Regions from separate parts of the Homo sapiens genome. Here region 1 is linked to region 2. Evidence: chromatin loops called from intact Hi-C (ENCODE). Cell type or tissue: Calu3. All regions are shown on one strand.

The links. Hi-C counts contacts between places; a loop is a spot of excess contacts. Peaks named below come from ENCODE experiments on the same cell type or tissue, not always from the same donor. Only the 100,000 strongest peaks of a DNase experiment are listed, where the experiment ranks them.
Region 1: it touches region 2 in a loop (2.4-fold over the local background); 3 of 110 quality-filtered maps call a loop at or near these places.

Annotation. Positions count from the first base shown.
Region 1 is chr2:204,610,844-204,618,843 of GRCh38, forward strand. All of the region lies in intron 1 of PARD3B (par-3 family cell polarity regulator beta), which reads left to right. Among named protein-coding and RNA genes, the nearest start is that of PARD3B, 69 kb to the left of the region's middle. In Calu3, no CTCF peak of the experiment used is centred here; no DNase peak of the experiment used is centred here.
Region 2 is chr2:204,336,246-204,344,245 of GRCh38, forward strand. No RefSeq gene overlaps it. Among named protein-coding and RNA genes, the nearest start is that of PARD3B, 210 kb to the right of the region's middle. In Calu3, no CTCF peak of the experiment used is centred here; a DNase peak (open chromatin) is centred at 4,126.

The DNA.
Region 1 (8,000 bases), 270 kb after region 2:
CAGTATTTCTAGTATATAAAATTCAGTTGATATATGCTTGATACAATTTACTCAGATTTTTGAAGATTCCAAAGACATTTTACAATGTACACTGAAAATGATTGTTCCCAAACTGCATTTCCTGCTTTTCGAAATCATTTCTCTCATACCATCCCTCCAGCAGCGGTCAGAGAATTGAGTAGCACTTTTTTTTGGCAGAATAATTCTATATCCAGGTCAGTGAGAGTTTTCTTGTTCATACTTTGATGTTTTGTAAATACAAAACAAAATTCTTATTCTGATCTCAGTCCTGTTAGGGGAGTGGTTAGCTCAGCATGAGTCCTAATGTATCAGAGATGAAGGGAAATTGGTTGGGAGACTACTCCTGGGACCAGGTGAGAAGCAGCTAGTGTCATTCCGAATGTGCTACAGAGGAAGAAATCCTTGTAGCCCTCTATGGTACTTACTTAGAAACATCCTATTAAAATTTGCTACATAGTTAAAACTGACATTTTGACCCCTGTCTAAGAAAGTGGGGAAACCCTTGTCATGAATAATGCTATGTACAGCAGCAGATTAGGACTTCTACCTTTTATCTCGCTTTCGACTCTAAGGTAGCATTCCATTCTCTGTCACTTTGGTTAAAATGTTACTTTGGAAGGCAGAGGTCATTTGGAGATTGTCTCGTGGTATGTAAATAAAACTAATATAAAAAGTCTGTTTTAAAGTTATACGACCTCTCCTGTTCTTCCTCATCTCCTTTATAAGGTTTATAACTTGCAGACTTTTAGCATCAGTAAGATTATAATATGTAAGATATATATAAACAACGAAAGGAAGAAAATGGGAAAGCAGTCCCATATTCTTAATGTTCTTACTATATACATGTATGGACTAATTCGGACAAAGTCTCCAATTATTTTAAAATATACTGATCCACTTTTAAAAATCCATTTGCGTACATCCCATATCTAAAAGTTGTGTAGGGTATAGGAACAACAACAACTATATAAATCTATATCTATATCTATATATATGTGCAAGCTTGCAGGATATCGCAAAAATGAATTGAGTGGATCTTTGATGGTTAAGGTTGAGTCTGTTCAAAGCCTATTGACTTTTAAACCAGGAGTCTCAGACTCAGATCATTTCAGGAGTTAGACAAGTAACTGGTGAAATATGCATCTGTTGCATTTTAGACAGTGAGAATTTCCTTCATTTCTACACAGATGTCATATTGATTATTCTTGAAATATGAGATCTTCTTGATCTGTCTTCTGTTTCTTATTTATAGGAGTATGTGCAGAGAAATACACACTATTTGGTGTGAGATGTGAGATACTAAATGTTGTAGACACTGGGATGTCCCAGCTCAGCAGCAGCTGGTTGTTGCCTCGATGTAGAATGCAGGCCACCAGTGGCCCGACTTTTGCTTTTACCAGATGAGATGGCAGCCTGGTTCTTTTGCAGTTTGGCCTGATTTTTAAGCAACAGGAACAACAACAAACCATATAGCCCAAGGAGTATAGACCTGTAGGTGGACTGCATCAGCCTGCGGGTGCCCAGTTTGTGATCTCTGGTGAAACGTTAGATAGGAGACTGTCTTTTCTTCCCAGTTATGTTTAGTTTAGAACAAAAATTGGATGGGAAATTCTCAAAATTTACAAATACATTTCTTTGATCTTCTTAGCTTTTCATAGATTGGTTTGCTTTGTCAACAAAAATTTACAACTTCCAATTTTCTTTGCAATTGTCTGTGCATGTATATATCTGTATTTTGTTAATATGTATTTATAAAGTTAAGTGTGTATTCCTCTTATTGATATTTTAAATATTTTAAATTTATTTTAAACTCACTGAAGTAAGACATGTAAAACTGCATGTATTACAAGGTTTTTAACAAATATCAGCAATGCCATGCCCCACCCACCCCTCCCTACTCTTTGGAAGCAACCACTTTCAACTTGTGTTTCTTCTCATTTATCAGCAATATGCTTGAGTGAATATTTCTTGATTTTTAATATTAAGACCTTTTCAGGTGATCTATGATAAATAATAGTTTAGTTCTTTTTTATTTTTTCTTCCCAGTTCCCATCCCTCATTCTCTCTTCCTATGCATCCTGCTTCATTAATTAAAAATGTTGGTGAGATCAGTATTCAGTTTTTGTATTAGTATGATGATAAAATATTGTTGAAAGCTGAGTCACACAGGATACTTGTACATGTATTTTTTTTCTCTTTCCCTGGTTTTATAATGGTTTCATTTTGTTTGTTTAGTGATATTTCTTTAAATATATTTCAGACATGTCTGGTCAATTTCTGGGAAAGGATTCTCAGGAGATATATTTTTTTTGACATTTATGTCTGAAAATGTCTATTCTTTACTCATGCTTTATTACAAAGGTTTGAAATTCTAGGTTGAAGTCATTCTCTTTCAGAATTTTGAAGGCAGTATGCTATTATTTTCAGTTTTCAGTATTATTGTTGAGAAGGCCACCTTTTACCTGCCTTGTACCTCCAAGCCTCTGCATTTTCCGCCTCCAGTTCTTTGAAATTTCATGATGTCTGTGGGTTTTTAAACCATTTATTGTCCTGTGCACTTTGAGCATTTATTAGAGCCTTTCAATCTGTAGATTTTCAGTTTTGGGAAACATTATTTCTTTATCCTTCGCCTATTCTCAAGACACACAGTTTTTCAGTTGTTCTCTTTCTGGTTCTGTTATTGCGTTTTGGACCTTCTGGAGCACTCTTCTAATTTTCTTTTTTTTGGCCACCTATTTTCCCTTTCTTTGTCTTTTTGTTGTATTCTCTGTAACATTTTCTAAGGTTTATCTTAACTTTCTATTGACTTTAAATTTTGCCATCAAAAGTTTTATTTTTAAGAGCTCTTTGTTGCTTTATGAACTTTGTTTTATTCCTTTTAAGCATAGCTATTGTATGGGTGCAATATTTGTTCATTTCTCTGAGGGTATAAAAGTCTTTTTGAAGTTTTCTTCTGCTGTTTGCCTTATTGATCTTTCCTTAGGGTTATTTATTTTTTCTTTTTATTTATGTTAGTCTCCTCTGGCTTTTATGGTACAGGATTCCCACAAATGCTGGGTGAACCTTACATTGTTCATATTTGAGTGAGTCTCTAGTCTGTCCTTCGTGATTGGTGGTGGTTTTCCCTGTGAGGTAATTCTGTGTCTTGTTGGGCCCCTTAAATGTCTAGATTTATAGGTTTGGATTTTTTTTTTAACTGATTCGTGTCTCTATAGAGCAGCAGTTCCTTAACCATTAGTCTCATGACCTTTTTACACACTTAAAAATTGAGGACTTTATAGACTAGTACTGTCCAATAGAAATATAATGCAAATCAAAAATACAAGCTACATATGCAATTTAAAAGTTTCTAGTAGCTACAGTAAGTTTAAAAACGTAAAGCTGATATTTCCCAATAAATCCAAAATATTTTTAACATGTAACTAATATAAAAATCGAGCAATATTACATTTTTTTATACTGTCTTTAAAATCCAATATATATTTTATACTTAGAGTATATCTCAATTCAGACTAATCATATTTCAAGGGTTCAGGGGCCACATGTGACTAGTCACCACCATGTGGACAGCCCAGCTATGGAGCTTCTGTTTATGTGAGTTATATCTACTAATATTTACTGTATTGGAAACTAAAACTGAGATATTACAAAAATAGTCACTTCATTTTAAAATAATGCCAAAACTCACTTCATGTTAACACAGTGATATGGTCTAGGTCTGTGTCCCCACCCAAATTTTATGTTGAATTGTAATCCCCATTGTTGGAGGTGGGGCCTGTTGGGGGATATTTAAATCATGGGGGCAGTTTCTCATGAGTGGTTTAGTACCATCCTCTTGGTGCTGTCCTGGTGATAGTTCTCACAAGATCTGGTTGTTTAAAAGTGTGTGGTACCTCCTCATTCTCTCTCTCTTGCTCCTGCTCCTCCTCCCGCTTCACCTTCTGCCATGATTGGAAGCTTCCTGAGGTTTTCCCAGAAGCAGATGCTTGTGTTATGCTTCCTCTATATCCTGCAGAACCATGAGCCAATTAAAACTCTTTCTTTATAAATTATGCAATCTCAGGTATTTCTTTATAGCAATGCAAGAACGGCCTAATACACGCAAATTACTCACTTTTATGTGAGGTAAATGTTTTTCCAAGACAGAATTTATTAAGAGTGGTGTTTTACATTTTTGCAGATCTTAATGTTTGTCTTAATGTAGAAGATAGTTAGATCTTCATATCTGCTTTAGCGTTCAATCTTTTTTTAATATGTTATTTTTCTTTTAAGTATAGAAAGAAATTCTGGCCCTCACAAACAGGTAGTTGGAAAAGGGATGAATATTTTCATAGTCTTTTCAGATAATTCTGGATGTTCTCCTTTGATACTACACCAAAACTCAGCAATTGGTGGTTTCTTAAAGGTTAGTTGCAATGCGGAATCTAAAATCATATCAATGCTTTTCCTATTCTGTCACATTAAAATCCATTTGTCTGTCTTGTCCTTTGAATGCCTCTTTTATACATGAATGAGTTTGTAACTTGTTATAACACACATTGGTCATTTGAAAAACATTGGTTGACTGACTTATGCTAATCTTCCAAACGCTGACACATCTCATTGTACAGTATTAAAATATCATATTTGCTTATCACCATCAGTCTCATCAGAAAAATCAGAAAAATTGGGAAATTGTCAAGCTCAGTGTGGTGTATAGTTTATCCAAACCCCAACTTCTGCTTGAAAGTTTGAATTTTACGTTGGCAATGAGCACTGTCAGTTGTTATCCTTGAAGCGACAGGCTTACTGTGTTTACTTTTTAGACAGCGTCTGCCAAATACCCAAATCTGAATAACCGTGGTTTCTCTGTCAGTCAGTTTTTGAAGTGAAAATGCTGTTCCATGAAAAAACTACTGGTTCAGTTTGACAATGAAAATAGTGCATGCATTTTTTTTCCTGAAGGTAACTCTCATACTTTGGAATGCAGCAGAAGTGCTTTATAGGTACACTTCATTTTATCACACAGAATATTGAAAAGACATGTAATCAAAAGTTGAGATTTAATAAAGTAAGTTTTACTGCCTCATCAAGTTCTTGAAGTCAGCTTTTTAAACTACAGGTATTGACAAAGCCTAAAATGGATAGACCTACATGTACCATGCACAACTGTAAAACTCTTAGGACATAGGAGAAAACCTAGATGACCTTGAGTATGGCAATGACTTTTTAGGTACAACACCAAAGGCACAGTACATTAAAGAAATAATTGATTACCTGGATTTTCATAAAACTAAGAATTTCTGTTTTGTGAAACACACGGTGGAGAGAATGAGATGATAAGCCAAAGACTGGAAGAACATATTTGCAAAAGGCACCTGATAAAAACGTGTTATCTAAAATATGCAAAGAATATTTTTAACTTTCCAATAAGAAAATGAAAAACCCAATTAAGAAATGGGCCAAAGACCTGAACAGACACCTCAACAAAGAGGTACAGATGGTAAATAAGCACATGAAAAGATGATCCACATCATATGTCATCAGGGAAATGCAAATTAAAACAACAGTGAGTTACTACTGCACATCTATTAGAGTGGCCAAGACCCAGGACACTGACAACACCAAATGCTATTGAGAACGTGGAGCAACAGGAACTCGTTCATTACTGGTGGGAACGCAAAATGAAACAGCCACTTTGGAAGACAGTTTGGCAGTTTTTAAAGAAGCTAAACATACCCTGACTGTATGATCCAGCAATTGTGCTCCCTGATATTTACTCAAAGGAGTTGAAAACTTATGTTCACACAAAAATCTGCACATGTATATTTATAGCAGCTTTACTCATAATGGCCAAAACTTGGAAGCAACCAAGGTGTTCCTCAGTAGGTGAGAGACTGAATAAATGATGGTACATCCAGACAATGGAATATTATTCAGTGAATGGGAAGTCCTGCGTGTAGTGGTGTGTGTCTCTTTGGACTGAGTTGTGAGGGCTGAACTGAAAGTGGCAGGAACATGCCATTTTAGCATAATGCTAACATTACATTAGATTTGGCCAATATGTCAGTGTGCAGTATGTGTTAAGTTCTTTCGTCCCTTAAACTTCATTATCTCTGTCCAAACTATTTTTATTTGGACTTTATATACTTCTTTCCAAACCTTTTATAAAATTTCTCCTTTAAAAACCCATGCCAAAGTTTTTTCTCTCCACGGCCTTCCAGATTTCTCAAATGTTCCAAATGTTCCATCTCCCTTCCCAGGGTTCCTCTTTTGGAAAGCTGTTGTGATATTATTCTTCCTTCTGGAAAGCTTGCAGAGTTAGGGGTTACATTAAGTCTGGGGTAAATTTATACAGGTAAATGGTACAACCTCAAGCCTTCTGTGGAAATCAGCTGGCCTCTCCTGATGATACTTTAATCTCATCTTGATTCTTTCAAGCCTCCTTTAGCCTGTGACTGTAGATGAACTTAAATCACAGAAGTGACTATGACCCTTTACTTTGCCTAACAATTCTTCTTTCTTCTAGACATAGTTGAAATGCCATCTTTTTTCTGTTGCTTTCCCAGGTAAAAATCAGTCTTGCAGGGCAGACTAGGTCTTTTTGGGGAGATGGACAGACCCAATTTGCATATCCACATAAGCCAAGCCAAGGCAACTAGCATGAATGTACAAGCATGTGGAATGCTTTCCAACATTTTTTTTTCTTTTTTTAAACTTTCCAACTTTTAGTTTAGGTTCAAGGGGTACATGTGCAGGTTTGTTACATGGGTAAATTGTGTGTTGCAGGGGTTTGGTGTACAGACAATTTTGTCACCCAAGTAACCAGTGTAACACTCAAGAGGTAACTCCCACTCTCCACCCTCAAGGAGGCCCTGATGTCTGCTGTTCCCTTCTTTGTGTCCATGTGTACTCAATGTTCAGCTTCCACTTATAAGTGACAGTATGCAGTATTTGGTTTTCTGTTCCTGTGTTAAGTTGCTTAGGATAATGGCCTCCAGCTCCATTCACGTTGTTGCAAAGGACATGATCTCATTCTTTTTCTGGCTGCACAGTATTCTGTGATGTATATGTACCACATTTCCTTTAGCCAGTCCACTGTTGATAGGCATCTAGGTTGATTCCATGTCTTTGTGATTGTGAATAGTGCTATGATGAACATACACGTGCATGAGTCTTTATGGCAGAGCAATTTCTATTTCCAACATTTTTAACCATGTAATTGTGCTTTCTCCAAAGTTATTTCTTCCAATGCCCATGGACAGTGGAGAGAACGTTTTCTTGTTTATTGTCTCTTTTTGCAAAAACATTTCTTATCTGAACTGCTGCTCTTCTTACTGGGCCATGTTTATGTCCTAGAATTTTCACCCGGGATCACAAACTAGCATATAGAGGGAACAGTGTGCCCTGAATAGTGCTGTGGCATGGAGTGTGTGCAGTGGAAAGGGCACAGACCCTTGGATCACAAAGACCTGGATTGGAAACCCATATCTGCCATGTACCACTGGAGGGACCTCTGACTAGTAATTTCAGTCTCAGCTTCTACATGTATAAAATTATATTTTATTGGGTTATAGTGATGATTTAGGTCAATGAGTTAATATGGATAAAGTGCTATTCAGAGTGGTTGGAACACTGTGATCACACTCTTAGTGGACATGTCCACAACTGCAACAGTGACAGTGTCACCTGAAAGTTTGGGTTGGGAACTCTTAACTCCTAGAAACATTTCTTTGCATTATGAAGTCATTTATAAGCAACTTCTTTTACAATAATAATGCTTAGGAGTAAAATATTAAGCTTCTAATTTCCTAATGTGACTTATTTATTAGTGTATTTCTTGCAATTAAGGCAGCCAGAGTTGCTAGACTCTTTTGACATGAGAAAGGACTTATGAAATAAGTAGCAGAGAAGAAAGGAAAAGTAGGACTGAACCCCTCTAGTTTTATCTAGGAATATCTTGTTTGACAGTCTTCATATTTGTATGTTTAATTCCTACA
Region 2 (8,000 bases):
GAATAATTTCTAGTTTCCTATGTCTGTCTCCAGCTGTTGTGGCCCAGTGTGACTCTGGCAGCTGTGTGCTGGTTTGGCTGAGCTGCTATTCTGTCAAATCAGATCAATACTTGTAAGCATTTGTTTGATATAACAATCTCAGGCCAGTCCAAGAATTCACACGTTGAACCACATGCATGGAAAGGACTGTTTTCCAGTTATCTGTCTGTGCATACAAGATCAACTGGTTGATGCCTGTAATCCTAAAATCCCCTAGAAAATTAAAGGAAGACCACATTTAGAGGATTGGTGGACTCGAGTAGCCCTGGGGATGAATCAATTCAATTCCATGAACATTTATTGGGTGCTACTATAGACAAGGAAACATAGGATACATAAAGATCAGCAAAACACAGTCCCAATTCTCGAGTATAATTTAATACCAGGTTATAAAAACATCAGTAGTTAATAAATTATTATTTAGACTTGGCCTTGTTCCAAAAGGACTTAAGATGTAAGAATACTCTTGAAAATATATACAGTGGGTCAAAATGAAATAAAATAAGATTACATGAGAAGAGTTTAGGGAAAATTAAGGGTGGGGAAGTTCAATGAAGCTGGAAGTTTAGAAAATGTAGACCATGAGAAATAATGCTTACTTACCAGTGATGGATCATAAATTTGTCTCAGAGCTTCTCAGAAGCCTGAATAAAACTGGAAACAAAATGAATTTTTTATGTGATTGACAATGTCTATGTTGATCTTGCTCACGAAGGAGGAGGGCTATACCAGGTATGGAAATGACACAAATCTTTCTCACATAAAGATGACTTTGATTTGTTCTAGTCAGCAACTACAACATACTTATGTAGAATGCAATGATTTTCATAGGCTGGTAGCAAGGACTGTTTGTTGCTTATGTAACAGCCATTCCTTGTCACCTTCACCCTTACTGCAAATAACCCCCTCCACCATCATGTGCACACACACTGAAAATGCTAGATAATGGCTCTTGCAGACTCCCCTGGACATATGGCTTAATCATGGCCAATGGAACCCCAAAAGAAGGATGCTGGGAAGCTCCTGGTTAAGATTTTCCCCTCTGATAAAAAGACACACTGAGGGAGAAGCTGCCTTTCCTACCTTCGGATATGGTTATAAGAAGACATACCCTGAAAGGTGTCATCATCTTGTGACCAGGAGGGGACGAGCTTCTGAACTAAGCCTATATGCTGAGTTGGGAAGTAGGGCAAGTGTTTCATGAAGCCACAGAAAAACTAAAAGCTCAGATTTCTGCTCCAAAACTAAGATGGGCAAGAAAACTCATGCCAGAATTGAAAAAAAATTTGATGTGCATTATAAGGAAATAGATCTGGATGAGAAACATCTACTCAGGTTTCATAGAGATGATTTTTTAAAAAGAAAGATGTTTTTATGGCCCAATTAGAAAAGCTAAGTATTTTTTCCACCTTTACTATATGATGTTATTCTATGAAATAAGCAGAGTCCTGTTGGCCTTGGCCCTCCTTCCCATCTTATCCTTCTACATCCATGTTGAGAATGAAAACCCCTGTAAACAACTGCATTTGTGAGATAGACTGGACAGGAGGAGGGAGAAGAGGCAGCAGCATAGATAAGCTGGGAGAGGAAGATCTTAAAATCCTCATAGGTAAAGTCTATGGGAAGAAATAGGCAGATAACAATCATTGCAGCAGCACAATCTCTTGTTTTTCAAGCAGTAAGCCGACTTGAATACCAAATAACCAGGCAGTAGGTGATGGAGGAAATGACACCCTGATAGAGCAGTGACACCCTAAAAACTCTGATAGGGACAGAAAATTAGACTAGAAGATATTTGTGTCAACCTTCCCTCCAGCTCAAGATCTGAGAAGGGAGTTCAACCATCAAACAGCTAGGCAAAGAGAGTAATTCACTCACCCTGTCTTGATAAACATGAAGTCTGGATATATTTATCCATGTTCTAGCATCGGTAAAGATACTAGAAACACAAATGAGGCTGGTGAAAACATTATAGCATAAAGAAATGGGAATATTTGGCTCAAAGGAGTTCATCTCTGAAAATGATCTATGACACGATTAAGAAGATATTATCAAGAAACCATTGGGAATCCTTGAAAGAATGCCAAAAGACAGGCCACTAGAAATTAGGAGCTTAAGGAGAAAGATAGCTCAGATTAAAGGTGAAATTATAATTTAGATTAGTGAAATTAACAAGGAGCCCCAAAGATCTAAAAAGATCTAAATGGGACTTCCAGGTAAAGATGGAGCTTTGAACAAACACATCTAATTTTGCTCCCTCGGCAAACCCTTATAACACTATAATAGAGAGATTTTGTTTGGTCTTGTTTTCATATAGCAGCCCACATAGGTACAGAAAACGGAAGAAAAGAAAAAGTGGCAAAATTTTGATGCCATAAAACAGACAGACATATGGAAACAGACTTAACAGATCTGAGAAAGCGGAATCCTCAACTGTAGGTAGGGAAAGCTGAGAACTAACCCAATTTACACTGCAGTCCCCCTCCAGAGACTCAGAAATTAGCAGCACTAGTCCTTCTAGAAGCCAGGATGAAAGAGTGCAGGACAAAAGATTAGGAGGATTGAGAAAATTAGGAAGAAACTAGATCTCTGTGCCTTCCCTCTCCCTTAGATTGCCACTGGATGCCATCTCTTATCCCCAGCAGAAGCCTGGAGGTTTATATTATAGACAGGGTAAAATAGAAACTCTCAGCTTAAAGACAACAATGGAGAACTCTCAGGTTTTGTACCAAAAATAGGAAGATTAAGTATCTGTTTGCATACTGACTGCTGAGCACTAGTTTCTTCTTCCATTGGCTCCCAGAATGGAACTTTATTTCTCATGAAAGAGATGGATGAGTCTTCTCTAGGGGACATGATCAGCCCATGGTGCTGAAAGCCCCCAACATATAGTTGGCTCTCCTTTTTTGTGGTTCCTCATCCACAGATTCAACGAACTGCAGATTGCAAATATTCAGGAAAAAAAATGGTGCACATAAAAAAACCCAATAAAATATAACAAATATTTGCATAGCATTTACATTGTATTAGGTATTATAAGTAATGTAAAGATGAGTTAAACAGGAGGGTGTGCACAGGTTATATGCAAATACTACACTCCATTTTATACAGAGGACTTGAGCATCTGTGGATTTTGGTTCCACAGGAGTTTTGGACCAATCCCTGCTTATACTAAGCGATCACTGTATTGACAATGGGAATGGTAAGCACTCTTCAGTGATTCACAGAGGACAGTCTGCATCTAGGCACTCAGAGTTTCAGGCAGCTGTTTAGCCCTCTGCTCTTTAACATAAGCAAACAATCAAGGTTTTCCATAAATCCAAGAAAAGCAGGTAGTATGGTGGGGAGCGGGGGAGGAGAAAACAAGAGAAAAAAGGAACCTGGATGAAAAAGGCAATGTGCAGGGAAAAGAAAACATTACAAAGTAAACTGTAATTAGTATCTTTCAAAATATAAAAGATTTGTATACATGAAACAAGAACAGGGTGCCCTAAAAATGGAACAAAGAAACAAACAAAAACATAAAAAAGCCTTGGGTATAAAATGCAATGGAAAAATGTAATTTACATGAGTGTTAGAAAAAATCTGAATGATGCTGTGAAACTTCGAATTAGTCATATGAAAGTTAAACTTGAAAAGTGTTCCTGGATTGCAGAAGCAAAATCAAAGAGATTTAAATGGCAAACAGAGGATAGATATGGAAGATATGTGATGGAGAGCAAACACAGATCACTGGTGTTCTTAGATCAGTATAAATAGAAGAGAAACCAAAGCGAAGACGAGAAAAACATTTCTGAGCTGAAAAAAAAGATCTGTACTTACTGATTGAAAGCACCCACTACCTCGAAGCAAAATGAATTTTGAAAGACCCAAATGAAAGTACATCCTGGCCAAACTTGAAAACTTAAAAGAATGAAGGGGATTTATGAGCCTCTTGGCAAAATAAATGAATAGATTGAAAGGAATGCAAATAAGACTGACCTCAAATACCTTTTCTGCAACTTGACATACCAGAAGACAGTGGACTAATGTCTATAGAATTTTAAAAATAAACAATGGCCGGGCATGGTGGCTCACGCCTGTAATCCCAGCACTTTGGGAGGCCAAGGCAGGTGGATCACCTGAGGTCGGGAGCTCAAGAGCAGCCTGACCAACATGGAGAAACCCCGTCTCTACTAAAAATACAAAATTAGCCGGGCGTGGTGGCACATGCCTAGAATCCCAGCTACTCGGGAGGCTGAGGCAGGAGAATCACTTGAACCCGGGGGGGGCAGAGGTTGCAGTGAGCCAAGATTGTGCTATTGCACTCCAGCCTGGGCGACAGAGTGAAACTCCGTCAAAAAAAAAAAAAAAAAAAAAAAAAGAAACAATTATCATGTAAGAATTTTGTACGTAGCCAAATTTTGTGTGTGAAGGCAACAGAAGAAATTACTCACAAATATGCAATGTATCATTCATGTGAACTTCTTAGAAAAAATTATTTGAAGCTGTAATTGAAATGCCTGAGAGAAAAAACAAAATTTTCAAAGTTTCGAAATATGAAGATAATTGTATAAACCATCTGGCTGCAAACATTCAACCATTTAGAATTGAGAGATATCCAAATTAATTTTTGTAAATGTTATTATAAAAGTGGATGCCAATTTCAAAACTCATTTTTAAATTAGAAGATATATAATGGTTGGAAGGAAAAAAGAAGAGCGGGTGGGAAGATAGAAGGGAAAGAAGAAAAGGGAGAGGGAGAGCAAAAAAGTTCACTTTCGTTTTGATTACATGAGTGATGACAGAGAGGTGGCAGGGTAAGTCTTAAAATACTGAGTTTAAGAACAATCTAAAATTGTTCTTAAACTCAATAGTTGTCAAATGTTGTGCATTGGAATCAGCTGGGGATCTTTATGAACCACTGATGCCTGGCTTTCACCCTCCGATGGTTTCGTTTAATTGGTATGGGGTGCCCGAAAGCTCCTCTGCCACTTCCAATGTGCAGCAACATTTGGGATCAACTGGCTTAACTCAATAAATAGAAAAAAGTAAGAATGGGAAGTAGATTTCAGCTTGTGTTCCAACCCTTCTTAATTGGCAATGACTGCCCTAGGGCTTTGCTGGGGTCATATCAGGCTCAATGGGAAACTGCTCTGATTCATTTATACGGTCTTCACTGGAAAAGGAGAGAATGACATTACACACTGGCCATCTCTGGGTTGGAGAAGATTTCTAAACTAAAGTAACAATTAATAGATTTAAAATAGACCAGGCGCAGTGGCTCACGCCTGCAATCCCAGCACTTTGGGAGGCCGAGGCGGGTGGATCACGAGGTCAGGAGATCGAGACCATCCTGGCTAACACGGTGAAACCCCCGTCTCTACTAAAACTACAAAACATTAGCCGGGCGTGGTGGCGGGCGGCCACCCCAGCTACTCGGGAGGCTGAGGCCGGAGAATGGCGTGAACCCAGGAGGCGGAGCTTGCAGTGAGCCGAGATGGTATCACTGCACTTCAGCCTGGGCGACAGAGTGAGACTCTGTCTCACAAAAAAAAAAAAAAAAAAAAAGATTTAAAATAATGATAGATTCCTTCAAAAATATTGGAGAAGGTAAAAGTAAAAATCATATAGTCATATAATAAAAGGCATTAAAAAGGAAGGAAGGAAAAAAGGAAGGAAGGGAGGGAGGGGGAGGGAGGGAGGAAGGAAACATAAGGAGAAATTTTAGAAAAGGTGGTGAAATAATGATCAAATATGTTCATGAATATAAATGCAATTGGGGGAATCCCCTTCATTAAAAGAGAGTATCTTTAGATTGTATAAGAGAAGGGAAATCCACCTACGTGACATTTTCCAAACACCCACCTACTATGAAATTACTAAATAAAAAATACATTAAAAAATTAAAACGTGGGCAAACATATCAGGCAAAGACAATAAGAAAGAATTCCATTACTAACAACAAATATAGAAATTAAAGTAGAAATATTAAATGAGATAAAGATATCCTGTCAGAAAGGATATTTCACAATGAATATAAAACTGTCATGAATTTTTATTCATCAGATAACATTATATCAAAATACAAAAAGTGAAATCTGCTATAAATTAGGAGAAATGGACAGAAGTACAATATCAATGGGACATTTTAACATACCTCTTTCTCTTTTTGACAGGCCAATAAAAAATATAAATCAGTTTATACACATAATCATAAAATACACCTTTATTTTCAATACTAATAAAACACCTACTAAAAAATAAAAAGATCATGCATCAATACAATTACAAAAAGGCAAAAGTATATAGTTCCTGCTCTCATTTATTGAATCAAGAAGAGAATTAACACTGCAATTTTTTTAAAAATTAGAAATTAACAATGATGAGAATAGTACATATCACAAATGCCCTACGACAGATGTGACTATGAGAAGAATGTCATTTTAAGAGGAAAGTTTAGGTTGATGCTGAGGGTGATGGTGATTTCAGTATATAATAAAATCTGCCCATGCCTCTTATGTTCCTTCTTCTGAAGAAAAAATCTTGGATTCCAGTTCTACCTCTAGAGCTACAGTGATATTCTTCTCCTTTCTTCTTCATTTTGGATTTTGTGAAAATGTTAAAATTCTGCTCTGTGAAAGCAATGTGAACAGAATGAAACAAAAAAAAGCTACAGACTGGGAGAAAAATATTTTGTAAAACATATGTCTGATAAAGGACTTGTATCTAAAATACACGAAAACCTCTTAAAACTCAACATTAAGAAAGCAAACAACCCACTTAACAAATGGGCGAAAGATCTGAAACAGATACTCCACTACAGAAGATATACAGATGGCCAATAAGCATATAAAAAAGATGTTCAACATCATTTATCATTAGGGAAATGCAAATTAAAACAAGAAAGCAACACCAGTACATACCTATGGCTAAATGACTAGAATCCAAACAAACTAACAATTCCAACTACTGGTGAGGATGCAGAGCAACAAGAACTCTCATCCATTGCTGGTGGAAATGCAAAATTTACAGCCACTTTGGGAAGATAGTTTGGTTGTTTCTTACAAAGCTAAATAGATTATTACCATACTAAACAGCAATTGTGCTCCCAGATATTTACCAACTGATTTGAAAACATATGTCCACATAAAAACCTGCATGCAAATGTTTATGACAGCTTTATTCATAATTGCCAAAAACTAGAATAACCAAGATGTCCTTCAATAGGTCCGTTGATAAACAAACTGTGGAACACCCATACAACTAAATATTATTGAGTAATGAAAAGGAATGAGCTAGCAAGTCACGCAAAATATGGATGAATTTTAAATGCAAGTTCTAAATGAAAGAAGCCAACCTGAAAAAGGCTATGTATTATACGATTCAATTTACATGACATGTTGGAAAAGGTAAAACTATAGATATGGTAAGCAGATCAGTGGTTGCCAGTGTTGCAGGGAGCCAGTGGGGAAGGGCTGGATAGGTAAAGCCCAGGAGATTTTTTAGGATGGCAAAACTATTCTGAATGATACTGTTACAGTAGGTAGCTAGTCAGGCAACAGCAGTGCAGGAGAGGGCTCCTCCTCCCCACCCCCAACCAGGAGTGTCAGGTGACTGTCAGGTGATGGTCAGGTGGTTATTAACTGTCTCTCTAAAATAATAATTGGTCATAGCTGGCGCCAGGGCAAGGCAGTCTCCCAGTAGAGGAAACCTGAAACTGGTGATCGGCAGCTTCTTAATAAGATCTCAGGAGCTGGGTGAGTGGGCTCAAGTGTGCACATTAAGAGGCAGAATGGCAGAGTTTAACTGGTATATGACCTTCTAGGAAGATTCAGCTAGTAAGGGAAGAATGCCTCAAGTGAGCATGTGTACAAGTCCAGTAAACACACTGCACAGGCTCCCCTCCCAAGCACTAGCAGACCACTGTGCATGTGGACAGCCCACCCCAAGGGAAGAATCAGGGAAGTAAGAGATGCAAG